2 separate regions of the Homo sapiens genome follow, and region 1 is linked to region 2. Evidence: chromatin loops called from intact Hi-C (ENCODE). Cell type or tissue: PC-3. All regions are shown on one strand. Links, peaks and the distances in the headings refer to the core of each region. The heading gives the core; the rest is flanking DNA. Region 1 has its middle 10 kb from the start of PFDN1. Region 2 overlaps PFDN1 (prefoldin subunit 1).

Evidence for each region. Hi-C counts contacts between places; a loop is a spot of excess contacts. Peaks named below come from ENCODE experiments on the same cell type or tissue, not always from the same donor. Only the 100,000 strongest peaks of a DNase experiment are listed, where the experiment ranks them.
Region 1: a loop joins it to region 2, with 3 times the contacts of the local background. A loop is called at or near these places in 18 of 110 quality-filtered maps.

Annotation. Positions count from the first base shown.
Region 1 is chr5:140,308,988-140,317,326 of GRCh38, forward strand. No RefSeq gene overlaps it. Among named protein-coding and RNA genes, the nearest start is that of PFDN1, 10 kb to the left of the region's middle. In PC-3, for the core only: no CTCF peak of the experiment used is centred there; DNase peaks (open chromatin) are centred at 2,104 and 3,254; H3K4me3 peaks cover 842 bases; H3K27ac peaks cover 5,380 bases.
Region 2 is chr5:140,257,343-140,265,681 of GRCh38, forward strand. All of the region lies in intron 3 of PFDN1 (prefoldin subunit 1), which reads right to left. Among named protein-coding and RNA genes, the nearest start is that of PFDN1, 42 kb to the right of the region's middle. RefSeq lists an enhancer at 1,913-3,112. In PC-3, for the core only: a CTCF peak has its summit at 4,289 (motif pointing right); a DNase peak (open chromatin) is centred at 4,229; H3K4me3 peaks cover 385 bases; H3K27ac peaks cover 1,984 bases.

The DNA of each region.
Region 1 (8,339 bases), core at 212-8,211, 52 kb after region 2:
CCATCTCAAAAATAAAATAAAATGAAATATTAGCCAGGCATGGTGGTATGCACCTAGCTACTCAAAAAGCTGAGGTATGAAAATCACTTGAGCCCAGGAGTTCAAGGTTACATTGAGCTATGATTGCACCACTATACTCTAACTTGGGCAACAGAGCAAGACTCTGTCTCCAAAATTTAAAAAAAAATAAATAAAAATAAAATGACAGGAAGAGACTGTGTTTGAAAGCTCTGAAGGGCTTGCAGTCCTTGGATACTTGCCCCAAAAATAAACATGATGTGCTTGCTTTATTATTGTGATAGAAAAAAACAAACTTCACACTCAAGTCTTCACTATTACAAGGATGTACTCCTGAAGCTCAGCCAGTCCACGGTTGTGGACTCTAAAATAGTGATCTCCCATTATCCCTCAGATCTACTTAATAATGCTCAATATATTTTTGTATTCAGTCAACAAAGATTTATCAAATATCTGCTAGGCACTGTTCTAGGCCCTTGAGATATAGCAATAATAACAGACAAACTCCCTGACCTCATGGAGCATCCATTCCATGGAGGGTAAGGTGAACAATAAACATACAAAATAAGAGCAGATATCAGTAAGTATTATTAAGGAAGAAAACAGCAACATGGTTAGAGACTGACTGGGTGGAGACCATTTAGGTGTGTGAAGTTCTCTGGGTGGCCATAACATTTGAGATGAGACCTAAAAAATGAATGAAAATGAACCAAACATGCAAAGAGCTTGGGAAAGAACATTCCAGACAAAAAGAATAAATAGCAAGAGCAAAGGGTTTAAGGTGGTCACAGACTTCACATATCTGAAGAATGAAAACGAAGAAGCCAGCATGAATTAGTAGGAAGAATGGTAGAAGATGACATTGGAGAGGTGAACCAGGGGCCAAACCGTGAAAGGCCTTGTAAGCTACAGTCAGCATTGGAATGTTATTCTGAGTGTGATTGGAAGCCACCGGAGTGATTTCAAGCAGGAGAATGATATGATCCCATTTGAAAGGGAACATTGTGGGTTCTAGGTGAGAATGGATTGGGGAGAGCAAGAGTGGAAGGAGGAGGACCAGTTAGGAGACTACTGCAGTAGTCCAAGAGAGAGACAGTGGTAGTCTGGATGAGGATGATAGCAGTGGAGACAGGGAGAAGTAGATGGATTCAGGTCAAGATTACTGAACTTGATGAAGGGATGGGTATGTGTTGAGAGGAGCAATGAAAGAAAGAAAGGCATCAAAGATGACTTCCAATTTCCAAAAAAGTATGCCGAGCAAAATAGACCAGACAAAATAGAGTAACATACTATAGTAACATACTACAGGTTATAGGAAATGCAAACAAATCCAAACAGATAAAAAATCAGTGGAAATACAAAAATTAGCCAAGTGTAATGGTGCATAACTGTGGGGCAAGCTACTTCAGAGGCCAAGGCAGCAGGATCACCTGAGCCTAAGAGGTTGAGGCTGCCATGAGCCGTGATCATGCCACTGCACTCCAGCCTGAGTGACAGAGCAAGACCCTGTCTCAAAAGAAAAGAAAAGAAAAGAAAAGAAAAGATTAGTGGTTGCCTGATAGGAGCAAGCAATGGGATCAGGGACTGGGAAGCAGAAAGAAGGAAGCAATTACAAAAGAGAATGAGGTAACTTTTATGGTGACGAATGCATTTATTATCTTGATGGCAGAGATGGTTTCCTGGGTGGGACATTATTAAATTGTACACTTTAATATATTCAGTTTACTGTATGTCAGGTATGCCTCAATAAAACTGTTTTTTCAAAAAGACTCCCAGCTTTTTGACCTGAACAAACTAGTTGAATGTTAATGTCTTTTACTGAGACAGGAAAGTTAATTTTTGTAATATAGTCTGTAAGCAGTCTCAAGGCTGCTCCACAGGAATAATAAGAATAATCCTTCCACTTGTGAATAGACTGTATAAGTGAGAATGTAGGTTCAGCTGCTATAGCAGAGATCCAAAATAGCAGTGGCTAAAATAAGATAGAAGCTTGTTTCTCTCTACTATACTCAACTAGGCATAAGCAGTCTAGGGCAAGTATGTGAGTCCCACAGTGCCAAAGTTCCCAGGCTCCTTCTATCTTATCCGTAAGATCCAAGATGACTCATCACTACCATGTTCATAGTCTAGCTGAAAAGACAGAAAAAAAGGGGGAGGCTCACACTTTCCCTTTAAAGGCATATCCCAGAAGTTGTGAGCATGGTTCTATTCACACCCCATTGACCCAAACAGAATTGTGGCCACTCCTGATTGCGAGAGATACCAGGACATTTATTATTACAGGCAACTGTGCGCCCATTTAAATATCAACAAATATCACGAAAGGGGAGTAGAGGACAGATATTCAAGGGAAATTAGCAGTTTTTGACATAAGTTTTCAGCTGACGAAGCTATTTCTCATTCATCATATCATTTCATCTTCACAACTTTGTGACATGGATAGACCCTAAGAGTTCATTCAGTTTGAGGGGAAGTTTAGAAGGGTGGTTAAGAGTATGCGCTTTAGAGTTTCAAATCCCATCTCCACCATTTACTAGCTGTGACATCCAAGGAAAACTGCTTAACTTCTCAGAGCTTCAGTCTCTTCAGTTGTAAAATGGAGGTAATAACAGTACCCGTTTCATAGGTTTTTATGAGGAATAAATGTGATAATGAATGCACAGTTCCAGGCATACAGTTGCACCTATGCTTACATTGTCTGTTATTACGTATCAAGTATTTGGGACCTACAGATAAATAAAAGAGCAATTCACAGTATAGTGGCAGGGGTGGGGGGTCACAGATAAATGAACAGAAAGTGACAAAATAATATGACAATTCTGCCACAAGGAAGACAATACCAGGAGCCAGACGAGCACAGGGGAGGGGCCTCTAACCCAGAAATCTTACAAGAAAAATAGGCGTATATGGCAAAGAAGGGAGAAAGGATATTCCTAGAAGAAGCCAAGACACCACAGCAAGTGAAAGCCTGGTGCCTTCAGCGAAACGCAAGTTGTCTGGCATTGCTGGAGCAGGGGAGCATGTTAACTAAGAGGAGAGGCAGAGTGGCAGATTAGGGTCAGTGGCAGAGGAACCTTTGCAGGTGACACACTTGCCAAGAAACTCTCAGCTACTCCTTCCTGCTGACCAAGTAAGTTCAGGGCTGGGACCTTACTAGGGAGAAAAGGAGCTTCCACCGTGCCTACCAAATGAAGCAGTCATAGGAAACACTGCAGGGAGAGGAAGTGAGTCGTTAGCAGGAACTGATGGTGGCTTTTCCCAGGCACCTTGCCACGTCTGATTCAATCTGTTTATGCAAAGTCCAAAGAAAGTGAATAGTTTTGATCAATCCTGATGATTTAAACCTGCGTAAGAGATGAAGCTGGGTAACAGAGCATAACAAAGACTGGATTATTTATCTTGTTGCTCATCAGAGAAAGTGGGGCCTGCCAGAGGTGAGAGCCAAAAGCAGAGACTCTCCCAAAAATAGGAAAAGAATAAAATTAGGAAACCAAAAGCCTAGGGGAGAATCCATGCCTCTGTCACTCCAGCTCACTAAGCTGAAAAAGTTCATGGTCCTTTAGAACAGGAAGAAGAATACAATGGGGTTGGGTTGAAATCTGGACAAACTCCACATACATTTATAAATAGGCACCAAAAAACACTGGTGCAGAGGAATGTTTTTCCATCTTTAGAGCCATACCTAGGACAAGGTGATTAAGGCTTTTCCCCAGGGCACCTACCTTAGCAGCCCCAGATGTTTTTAAATAAAGGTTTTCAAAATTGTGAGAAACTAAAAAAGTTAATATTGTTCTTTTTATAAATTAGAAGAATATGAGTAAAAGTAGCACCCAGTAAGCAAAAAAGTTACTTAAAATAGACAGCCCCAGATCACCACCTTATTGCTAAATCTCGCATGTAGCCACGGGCAACTCCAGGCCTACAGTTGACCAGTTCAACCTCCACAGTGGAAAGAGACAATGTCTTTCTCCTTTAGGGTTTCAGGAAGAGTTCCAGGATTGGATTTCCCTGGCATAGCTTGCGTCACATGCCCGTCTCCGAAATAATCACAAGGCCCAGAGGCCTGGACTGCTCTGATTCGGCAGGTGCAGGTCATATGGCCATTCCAGGAAGGTTAGGGGGTATCATCCTTATCCAAAAAGGACATAGACTGAGGGTAAGCGAAAGGTATCCTCTTGCCAAAAGAGAACAGTATAACTATCAAAGGAAGAGGTACTAGATGTCACAAAGAGAAAAAAAAAATAGATGTTCATTTTATACATTAGCTGCCAAAATTTCAACTTTTTTGAATTTGTCTTCTAATGAATAGGTCAATTCCATTTCATTGAGTACATGAACTTCATGATGGTGACCCCCTAGTCTTCCCCATATAGCAGTGGTCAGGGACCTCAAGAAGGCAACCTTGCTTTGCAATGAAATTCTTGGATCACTGGATGTGGAGTGTCCCATCAAAAAGGGCTGAACCCCAGACTTAATGTTTTTGCCTTTTCTAGATGAGAAACACTAAGGATTTTCTCTGTTTCATTCAAGACAAATTGTAGCAGTCACTGTTGAGAAGAGGTTGAAGTTATCTTTTTTTTTTTTTTGGAGACAGTGTCTCACTTTGTCATCCAGGCTGGAGTGCAGTGGTGTGAACACAGCTCACTGAAGCCTTGACCTCCTCGGCCCCAAGTAATCCTCCCCTCTCAGTCCCCCAAAAGTTGCTGGGGCTATAGGCATGCACCACTGCACCCGGCTAATTTTTGTATTTTTTTATAGAGATAGGGTTGTACCATGTTGCCAAGGCTGGAAAGTTGCCACTTCTTTTTGTCCCCTTAGCTAAGGTCAAATGCCTCTGCATGGGTTTGAGAAGATGGCGAAGCTTGGCTGACTGTGGGTAAGTAGTCTCCATGATCTCATAAGTCTTTGTGGGGTTTTTTGTTTGTTTGTTTTGAGACAGAGTCTCACTCTGTCATCCAGGCTGGAGTGCAGTGGCGTGATCTTGGCTCACTGCAACCTCTGCCTGCTGGGCTCAAACAATTCTCCTGCCTCAGCCTCCTGAGTAGCTAGTACTACAGGCACTCAGGTTTTGCCATGTTGGCCAGGCTGGTCTCGAACTCCTGACCTCAAGTGCTCCGCCCGCCTCAGCCTCCCAAAGTGCTGGGATTACAGGCATGAGCCACTGAGCCCGGCCAAGTCTTTGTGTTTCTAACCACAGTGATTAGTAGAAAATATAAGAGGTCACTAGCAGGAATACTTATTCTGGAACATCAGAATCTTAGGGCAGAAGGCCATGAAGAATCAGGGAACAAATTCTTCAAGGAACTCCATTAGTCCATATATTTGCCACACATCTCCACTGTGTTCTGCCATCTGAAGTATGGGGTCCTGTATAAAAATTCCACAAAATGGCCGGGTACAGTGGCTCACGGAGGCTGAAGCAGGAGAATGGCTTGAACCCGGGAGGCGGAGCTTGCAGTGAGCCGAGATGGCGCCACTGCACTCCAGCCTGGGCGACAGAGTGAGACTCCGTCTCAAAAAAAAAAAAAAAAAAAAATCCAGAAAATAGGCCGGGTGCGGTGGCTCACGCCTGTAATCCCATTACTTTGGGAGGCCGAGGCAGGTGGATCACGAGTTCAGGAGATCGAGACCATCCTGGCCAACATGGTGAAACCCCGTTTCTACTAAAAATACAAAAAAATTAGCCAGGTGTGGTGGGCGCGCCTGTCATCCCAGCTACTCAGGAGGCTGAGGCAGGAGAATCGCTTGAACCAGGGAGTCAGGGGTTGCAGTGAGCCAAGATGACGCCACTGCACTCCAGCCTCGGCGACAGAGCGAGACTCTGTCTCAAAAAAAAAAAAAAAAAAAAAAAAATTCTAGAAAATAATTCTAGACTCAGAGAGCTGGAATGGGTTGTTGGGTTCTTCCAGGCTATCCTCACTTTACAGAGAAAAATGAAGCTTATAAAGGAAGAAGGGCTTTGCCACGGTCACAGCAAATTGGTGTTAAGGCTAAGACTAGAACACAGGAGTCACAGATTCTCTTCCAGAGTTCCTTCCATTCTACCCTGTGGCCTCTCTTGGGTGGATTCAGCAAGACTACTGGGTCCCAAAACAGGAGACAAATTTGGAGTCAGGAGGCTCCATTTTTCTTGGGAATATGAGATTCCATTTTGTAGCCACTTATCGTTGGTTGCACTCAAATGTGTGGATCTTGAAAAGGGCTATGGGCCGGGCGCAGTGGTTCACGCCTGTAATCCCAGCACTTTGGGAGGCGGAGACGGGCAGATCACCTAAGGTCAGGAGTTTGAGACCAGCTTGACCAACATGGAGAAACCCTGTCTCCACTAAAAATACAAAATGAGCCAGACATGGTGGCGCGTGCCTGTAATCCCAGCTACTTGGGAGGCTGAGGCAGGAGAATCGCTTAAACTCAGAAGGTGGAAGTTGCAGTGAGCCGAGATCACGCCATTACACTCCAGCCTGGGTAACAAGAGCAAAACTCCGTCTCAAAAAAAAAAAAAAGAAAGAAAAGGGCCTCAACCCCTGAGCACAAAGAGAAGATGAGGTAGAAAAAGCCCCAGGACTCTGCTTCCCAGGGGCAAGACAAACTTGGTGTTCCTTCTGACTTGGCCTATCCATTGGGAATTCTAGGTACTTCGTAGATACCATAGGATGTCTATGATGTCCTTGGCAGTGTATGCTAAATGTTGTGTCTGCCAGGTATTTTTCTGGATCAGGATGAACATAATCTCCTCAGCATCTCAAAGGGGCCCCAAACTCTCAATAGGTTAAGAACCACTACTCTAGGCTGGGCACAGAGGCTGAGGTGGGAGGATCACTTGAGTCCAGGAGTTCAAGACCAGCCTGGGCAACATGGCAAAACCCTGCCTCTAAAAAATTTTTAAATTAGCCAGGCATAGTGGTGCGGGGCCTGTAGTCCCAGCTATTCAGAAGGCTGAGGTGGGAGAATCACCTGAGCCCAGGAGGTTGAGGCCGCAGTGAGCCATGATTATGCCACTGCATTCCAGCCTGGGCGACAGAGTAAGACCCTGTCCTCACCCCCCACCAAAAACAAAAACTAAACCAAAAAACCCCCAAGAAACACTAATCTAAAGTGACACTTCCAAACTTGGCTTATTATTAAAATTACCAGAAGAGATTTAAAAGCACTGATACCTGGGCCCTTCCTACTGGAGAGGTGGATTCAGTGGATATGTGTTGGGGCCCAGAGAATCTGCACTTTTTAGAAGCTCGCCAAGCTTAGAAACTGCAGCTCTAGAAGAAAATATTAATGAAATTAATTAATGAAAATATTAATGAAGTTAATATTAATTAATTTTCTTTATTATTTTCCCTAGAAGGGAGAAGAAAAAATTACCTCAGCACTTGGCACTTTAAAGCCATTCTGATGTAAACACTTCAGGTGTTTATGGTAAAGATAAAATTAGAATTCCTGGTAAAGAGAGGGCGCTGAAACCCAACAAGCCATAAATAAAACAATAGAATTCAGAAGGCCATGGTTCTGTTATACTGTATTGTGACCACAGCTTATACCCAGACATATCAGCTCTTTCAGTGACTTGTTTAGCCTATACTTGGTTTCCCTGACTCTACCCTCCAGTGGTTCTCGGATTCGATAAATCCCCAACTCTTAGGCAGTAGAGCATTAATGCAAATCCACCACTTGACATTTTTATAGTTTGAATTTCTTCATTTATGCATGCAACAAGAACTTAATTACCTACAGGATGCTACGTACTGCTCTAGCAGTGAACAAAATAGATACTCTCCCTGTCTTCATCACCCTTCCAGCCTAACATAGGTGCTGGATTCATTCATAGAATGAATTGGGGTTATAAAAAGATATTTTCCTTCATCTGAGTGGTTCCATCACACTGGTTTCCTCAGATTCCTGGAACACACCAAGCATCGCCTCGCCTCCAGGATTTATATACACTGGGTCCTCCTCTAGAATGCTTCCCTGCACTCTGCCTGGTCACCTACAACTTAAACCTGTGGGTCTTCACTTCAGTGACCTTTTCATGAAAATGCCTTTAACTGACTCCTCAACTTAAAGCAATTCCTGGCCAGATGCAGTGGCCCACGCCTGTAATTCCAGCACTTTGGGAGCTTAAGGTGGGCAGATTGCTTGAGCCCAGGAGTTCAAGACCAGGTTGGGCAACAAGGCAAAACCCTGTCTTTACAAGAAATACAAAAATTACCTGGGCATGGTGGCACTTGTCTGTAGTCCCAGCTACTCAGAGGCTGAGGTGGGAGGATCACCTGAGCCCCAGGAGGTCAAGGCTGCAGTGAGCCATGATCAAGCCAGTGCACTACAGC
Region 2 (8,339 bases), core at 92-8,091:
ACTACTCTGTCCCCCTTTCACTTGCTTAAACAGCTCCAGCAGACTTATTTCTGTCTTAAGACAGGAATATCTCTCTGTGTAATATTTCTCTGTGACCTCCACCTGGAATGTTCTTCCTTGAGATACTTTTAGGTGGCTGTCTGCTTCTTTTCATTCACATCTTAGCTGAAATTTCACTTTTTCAGAAAGCCCTTCCCCAATTATTCAACTAAAGAAGGTCTCCAGTAACTCTCTAAAACATCACCCTTACTACATGATGGTTTCTTGTTTATTTCTTTATTGTCTGTATCTCAGTGTAAGCTCCAAAGAGTAGGGATCATGTCTGATTTGATTAATGCTATAACCCTAGCACCAAGAACTGGCACATAATTCATCTAACCAACAGGTATTGGGCACTCAGCACTCCAAAGAGCACCAACAGTAGAGAAGCGAACAAAGCACACACTTATCCCTGGAGATTATACTGTTGCAGGCCACACAGACATTTAGCTACCATTGTAATAAGGGATCTGAGGGAAACCATGGTCTTCGATGGAGGAAACATCTGATGGAATCAAGGAACTCACAGAGGGACTTGAGAACTCAGCTCTGAAGGATGAGCAGGAATTAACAAGAGGAGAGGTGAGAGTGGGGAGAGAGTAATTCCAGATAAATGGAGTCCGGCAAGTTGGGAGAACTGAATGTCAACCAGGGAGACTGAAGCACAGAGACAGAAAGGGTGAGAATACAGAGATGAGGCTGGTGAGGCTGAGTCAGATCGTGTGGGGTCTTAAGCCATATTAAAGTTCTGGAATTTATCTTGAAGGCAATGGAATGCCACTGGGTTTTAAGCAGGAGAGCAAAAGTCAAATTTCCATTAAAAACAATCTCACTCAGCTGAAGCATACAGAATGAATGAGAACAGAGCTTCCCAAAAACGTCCTATGAGTCATGAATGGGTAACAGATGTGCCCAGGATATTGATCCCTCAGTCCCTGGAGTGGCTGGGTGGTCCAGGGCAGCCAAAACCCCCCTGAGCAGTTGCCTCCAGCTTTGAGCACCTTTGTCCGGTTACCCCAGTGAATTGTGCAAATACAATTTTCTGAGAGCTGTACTGTTAAAAAAAAAAAAAAAAAAAAGCCTGGGAAGCACTGGATTAGAGAATACACGCGTGAATGTTGGAAACCTATTAGGAGGCCACTGCAATCGTCTTGGAAAGAGATGACAGTATCTTAGTGGTGACAATGGAGATGAAGAAGAGCAGATAGATTTCTGAAATATTCAGGAGGAAAATCAACAAGAGGACTTCACCACTCCCTTCATCATAACCTTCATTAGACATCAGAAGCTGAGGAGGAAGATGTCAGGAATGACTCCCAGGATGCCCAGTTGGGGCTTGCATACTGGCTTGAGGGTGCTGCCTTTCACTGAGAGAAGAAATGCAGGAGGAGGACCTGGTTTGGAAGGGAAGATTCTGAGCTTCGTTTTGGGTTTAAGGTACCTGTGAGACATCCAAATGAGATGTGAAAAACTAGATTGGCTCTGGAGTTCATGGAAGAAATCTGGGCTAGAGATATAATTTTGCATAGACGTGGTACTTGAAGTCGTGAGAATGGATGAAATTCCTAGGTAAAGAACATACAATAAGAGGACTTAGCCTTCAAGAAATTCAACATTTTAAGTCTGGAATGAAGAGCAGGAACCAGTAAATAAAACTAAAAAGGAGGGAAATGTGTGTCATAGAAACCAAAAGGAGAGTAGTTCAGGAAAAAGAATGAGGTCACTAAAAATCATTGGATATGTTCAAATAGGAAGAGTGACAACACGTCAGAAATGGTTGGGGGCTAGAAAGGGGAGCGCTACATCAAGTGGCCTGTAGGATATCTTACAACTTTAAAAAGTTGAGACCTGACCCTAACTCCATGAAGGAAAGCTAGCAGACATTTTAACTGTTACAGATGAGCCTCAAGAACATGTAATGCAGTGTCAGGACAAATAACGTTAACTCCTATCTTCAATGAGACATTGGGTTTTGTGTAGGTCCAACACAAGGGTTGTAGAAGCATCAATATAATTATGCCCAAGGAAACGATTACAGTTTCCCAATATACATTACTTTTCTTCTGTTTTGCCAACATCAAAAAGTCAAGTGCTCTTCAATAAGACGGACTAGAGGAACTGTTAAAACCCTACAAGTCTTCCAAATGAGCAAAAACAACAACAAAAAACAGTAAGTGCCAATATTTCAGTTTGTCCTCAGTTTGTCCCATTCTTACAGGAGCAAGAGATCAAATCAACAGTGTTTACAGTGGAGTTTGGCCTGTAGGCATGGTAAAGGGGTAGGTGAATAAGGGTGTGCCTGCTGAGAGAGGAAGTAAGGGTGACACCTTGCATTCTTGGAAGTGGAGGTGTAACTGACGCAACTGTGGGGTAAGATTAACATGCAGGTGTGTGTGGCTAGAGCCTAAAGTCAATCCTGATCCTGCTGTCTGCTCCAAGCAATTCCTATTTTCTTTCAGCTCCAGAATTCCTATTTTCTTTCAAGTCAACAACAACAAAGACGAACCAATTTTAAAATAAGCAAAGGATTTGTACAGGTGTTTCTTCAAAGAAGACGTATTATTGGCCAAAAAGCACATGAAAAGCTGTTCAACATTATTATCATTACAAAAATGCAAATTTAAAAAATCACAATGATAGACTATACCAACTAGGATGGCTATAATCAAAAACCGGCCAGATGCAGTGTTGCACACCTGTAATCCCAGCACTTTGGAAGGCCAACATGGGAGGATCATTTGAGCTCAGGAATTTGAAACCAGCCTGGGCAACATAGCAAGACCTCCGTCTCTACTAAAAATATAAAAACAAAAAATAAAATAAAATAAAATAAAAAACAGAAAAAAACAAGTGCTGGCAAAGATGTGGAGAAACTGGAACCCTCATATATTGCTGGTGATTTAAAATGGGGCAGCTGCTACAGAAAAGTTTGGCAGGTACTTCAATTAAAACATAAAATTACCATATGAGCCAGCTAATCCACTGTGACATACAAACAAAAACTTGTAAATGTTCATAGCAGCATTATTTACAACAGCCAAAAAGGGGAAAACAACCTAAATGTCCATCAACTGATAAATGGATAAACAAAATGTGGTACATCCATACAATGGAATATTATTCAGACATAAAAACGAGAGAAGTACTGATACATGCTATAACATGAATGAACCTTGAGACATTAAGCTAAGTGAAAGAAGCCAGACACAGAAAGCTACATACTAGATGATCCATTTATAAACACCCAAAACAGGCAAATCTGCAGAGACAGATAGAAAACAGATTCATGGTTGCCAGGTACTGAGGGAATGGGCAGTCTCACTGCTTAATAGTTAAGTTTCTTTTGGGGGCAATAAAAATGTTCTAGAATTAGACAGTGGTGATGATTATACAACATTGTGTATTTTATGTTATGTGAATTTTACCTCACTTTAAAAAATATATATATCTCCTTTTATTCTCAAAATGCTGCACCACAAGGGGAGAAGACAGGACACGGGCCGGGCACAATGGCTCATGCCTGTAATTCCAGCACTTTGGGAGGCCGAGGCAGGTAGATCACTTGAGGTCAGGAGCTGGAGACCAGCCTGGCCAACATGGTGAAACCCCGTCTCTACTAAAAATACAAAAATTAGCTGGGCCTGATGGTGCACAACTGTAATCCCAGCTACTCAGGAGGCTAAGGCAGGTGAATCGCTTGAACTCAGGAGGCGGAAGTTACAATGAGCCGAGATCACACCACTGCACTCCAGCCTGGATGACACAGTAAGACTCCATCTCAAAAAAAAAAAAAAAAAAAAGAAAGGATATTTTAAAAAAAGACAGGACATTAAATCTCTGTGTCTGAAAACAGGCATGGAAAGTAATGATTTTCACCAGCAAATCAGTCTGTACTCCACCCAAAAATTTACACATACAAACGGGTTGGGGTAAAATAAACTGCCATATTAATTGTTAAAAATTAACTTTAATGCTGTAAGCAAAAGCACTAAGCATTTAATGAGTTAATAAGGTACTGTAGTAGAGCCAATGGACAAACAAGAGTAAACTTCTATGTGATCATATCACTACTTTCCAATCAAGTAACAAATGTACACAACTAAAAAAATAGAGATACGGCAACCGGAAACCCATAAAAGGACCGGGAGACAGTGAAAACAAGCAAGAGCTCAAAGCCACGGCAGGCACAGCTACATGACTCATAGGCACCTCCTCGGCTGATTTGTATGGGTCAGCAGAGGGCAGAACTGGAGGACTACAAATATACTACAATATCAAAGGGCTATTTATAAAGCTTTCCAAAAACCTTGGCTGTCTTTTCACTAAGGAAGAGAAAAGGAAATTCATAGTGACACCTGTCAATATCACCCAAGAAAATGCTGTCCTCCAACTCAAAGTTAAACTTCTAGGTAAGACAAGCAACCCAGGATCTTTGCTCATAGCTCTCGGTGTTCTGAGGGGTATTGAGAGGTCAGGTCCACATCACCCAGTGACACTTCTCCATCCAGGGTGATGCAGGGCTCAGATCATGATGAAATCACTCTACAGAACAAACGTCACAGCCGCCCAGCTGCCACTTGTCCCCAACTCCACACCCACTAAGTTACCATAGAACTGGGGTAAACAGAGAGAATTTAATATGCTAATAGCTCTGATCTAATAGCTGACATAACACCAATTAAATTTTTAATGACACTGGAGTAATAAAAGAGCCCTTGGCATACTTCTCTTTGCAAACATGACTCAAAGGGTGGTTTTCCTTTTGCCCTTGCTTCAATTTCCAGATGCCAGGCCACTTAGAAGCCACTTATCTCTTTACTCAGAGCTGGTATTCGGGGGTTATCATTTTATAAGAAAAGGACCACAAATTTTAGAATGCCTACCTACTCAGAGTATCCAACTACAGCATAAGGAATCCCCATTTCTTTCCGAGTAAAAGTGAATGGTAAAGGGTTTGGAGTCTAGAATCTGGAATCCCAGGTTACCACTCTGATGTCCCTCTCTTTCCCTGACTGATTCTGGTTCTGGCTCCATGAAGAACACGTGACCTCCATTTCTAAATCATGGGCAGAAGCCACCAAGTTCATGAGATGGCTTCACACAGAATCCATGGCTATTAGAAAATAAGAGCAGCAGATCAAACTGACCTGCTGGCACTCGACTGTTGAGTCCACTGACCAGCCCTACCAATGGCAATGTTTGTGCTTCATATGGAATGAAAAAAACAAGTTGTTGAAAGATATAAACAACACGGTGTTACCTATTGAATACAGGATGTATATCAAACACGGAATGAAAAGATACGGACCAAATCCTTGATAGCTGTTGCTTCTGGTGAATGGGAATGAGACTGGGGAAGGTGTGGGAGGGAACACAGATGACCTCAATTTCATTAGCATCATTTGTGTAAAAAAAAAAACCAAAAAGGTAAATATTACAAAATGCTAACATTTGTTAATTCTGAATGATAAATGCACAGGTGTTTGTTAAATTAGCTTTCATACATTATTTTCCAAATTAAAAAAAAAACACCTTTTATCTTATAAGTACTTGCTGGCAATATGCTCAATCAGTAAACAGCTGATAAGCATCCACCAGAGGCAAATAATAAAATCCCGCATTAAGTATTTACTGTGTCAGGCACAGTGCTAAGTGATCTGTATTATGTTACAAGGCAGGTACTTTTCATAAGGGATAAATGTTTATCCTCACCTCCAGCTTTAATTAGTTATAGTCCCGGCCTCCTCCATCTAGTCCAGGGAAGACTGGTGGCTTTTCTGATGGGCTTGTTTGGAAGAACAAAGGGGCTCGGCCCCTTCTGCTCTGCCAGAAGCTGCTTGCTTGCAGAAGGCTCTTGTAAGTTTAACAGACAGACTCTGCCTGCCTCTGCAGAGAAAGACCTGTGGTTGTCCCACACTTATAGAGATTTGCAGGGTAAGTTCATCTATCTGTATGCCTAAATCTGGATCAATATTAAAAACCCATGACTGCTGCATACCAAAGCCACATCCTTCAACCTAATCTTTACTAATATTAAAGGTAAAATATATAAAAAGATGGAATTTTTATATCCATCTGTCTTTCAATTGGTTCCACTCTTGGGCCAGAAATAAAAGTTACTTATTGTCTCCCTTCATCCTAACACTTGCTTTTGCCATTTTACGGACGAGTGTATTTAGGCTTAAAAACACCGTATCAGTCTATTTTTGCATTACTATAAAGGAATACCTGACACTGGGTAATTTATAAAGAAAAGAAGTTTAATTGGCTCACGGTTCCACAGGCTGTACAGGCATAGCACCAACATCTGCTCAGTGTCTGGTGAGGACCTCAGGAGGCTTACAATCATGGTAGAAGGAGCCGGGCGTGGTGGCTCATGCCTGTAATCCCAGCACTTTGGGAGGCTGAGGTGGGCAGATCACGAGGTCAGGAGATCGAGACCATCCTGACTAACACAGTGAAACCCCGTCTCTACTAAAAATACAAAAAATTAGCCCGGTGTGGTGGCGGGCGCCTGTAGTCCCAGCTACTCAGGAGGCTGAAGCAGGAGAATGGCGTGAACCCGGGAGGTGGAGCTTGCAGTGAGCCGAGATTGCGCCACTGCACTCCAGCCTGGGGGTCAGAGTGAGACTCCATCTCAAAAAAAAAAAAAAAAAAAAAAAAAAAAAAAAAAAAAAATCACGGTAGAAGGCAATGGGGAGCCAGCACGTCACATGGTGAAAGCGAGGCAAAAGAGAGTGAGTGGGAAGTTCCAGACATTTAAACAACCAGATTTTGAGTGAACTGAACTGAGAACTCACTCATCACCAAGGGGATTGTGCTATGCCATTCATGAGGGATCTGCCCTCATGATCCAATCACCTCCCACCAGACCCCACCTCCAACACTGGGGATCACATTTCAACATGAGATTTGGAGGAGACAAACATCCAAACCATACCAAACACTAAGTATGTCATTTATCCAAGATGATATTAAGTGGCAGTCAGGGTTCAAATTCATATTCATCTAATTCCAGAGTTCATATTCTTAATTACTATGCCAAGGCATTATGCTATGCATATCAGAGCAAAGACAAGCAGTATCTTTTACTTGCTAAGAATCTTAAAGATGAACTTAAAAAATATTCTAAGGGTTGAAGCTTTTCTTAGTATATATTTGAATCTCACAGAGGGGACTAGGCATGGTGGGTCATGCCTGTAATCCCAACACTTTGGGAGGCTGAAGTGGGAGGACTGCTCAAGGCCAAGTTTGAGACCAGCCTGGGCAACATAGGGAGACCCTGTCTTTACAAAAAAAAAAACACAGAATTAATTATCTGAGCATGGTAGCCTGTGCCTATAGTCTCAGCTACTGAGGAGACTGAAGTAGGAGGAACACCTGAGCCCAGGAGTTCCAGGCTGCACTGAGCTATGATCACGCCACTGCACTCCAGCCTGGGTGACAAAGCAAAAGCTCATCTCCAAAAAATAAAATAAAATTTAAAATTCATTTTAAAGAGGGTAGCAATGTGTGTGTACATAATATGTGAGTATATATAGGGAACAGTAAAGGTATTAACATAAAATCCTCTTAGGGACTTTTTAACCTTCAAAACTAGTTCAAAACTCGCAGGCATCTTTGCTTCTGCCCATGTTAGTACCCACCTCCCTCAAATTTTACTCAGGATTCCACAGATCCATGGCAGACCTTTTATCTGCTATACTTTAAAAGGACTGTGTTCGGGCATCCCCTCCCTGCAGTGTTGTCCACATACAGAGCACTTGCGACTCAGGTCTAACAGAACTGACCACTTCTGCTGCCAGCCTCTGCTTGGACAGCCCATGAAAAAGCAGTCCCCTTACCACCAAGGGAGTTGAGAGCAACCCTTCAGCCTGGCCCTGTATCAGCAGAGGGTTGCCCATGTGGGTATTCACTTGGTTATTTGGACTCAAAATGGACGCCGTCCACACCTCTGTGGTCCTGCTACAGTGACCCAGGGCTCAGTCCACAAACCCTGTCCCTTCTCCAGCTATACTTTTCCCTTAGTTGACCCAAGCTAGTTCTATGACTTGAAACGCCATCTATAAACTGGCAATTTGTAGACAATTCTCCATTTTATTTCGCTAGTCCAGAGTTCCAGATTCATATATCCAACTGTCTATTCAACATCTCTACTTGGGTGTCTAATAGTAATCTCAAAGGTAAAGGCCCAAACCAAACTTTCAGTTTCCTTTTAAAATTAGTTTTGGGGGAAAAAAAAATTTAGTTTCAAAACTTGAAAACTGACTAGGAAACATTGATCTATGAATAAGCAGTAG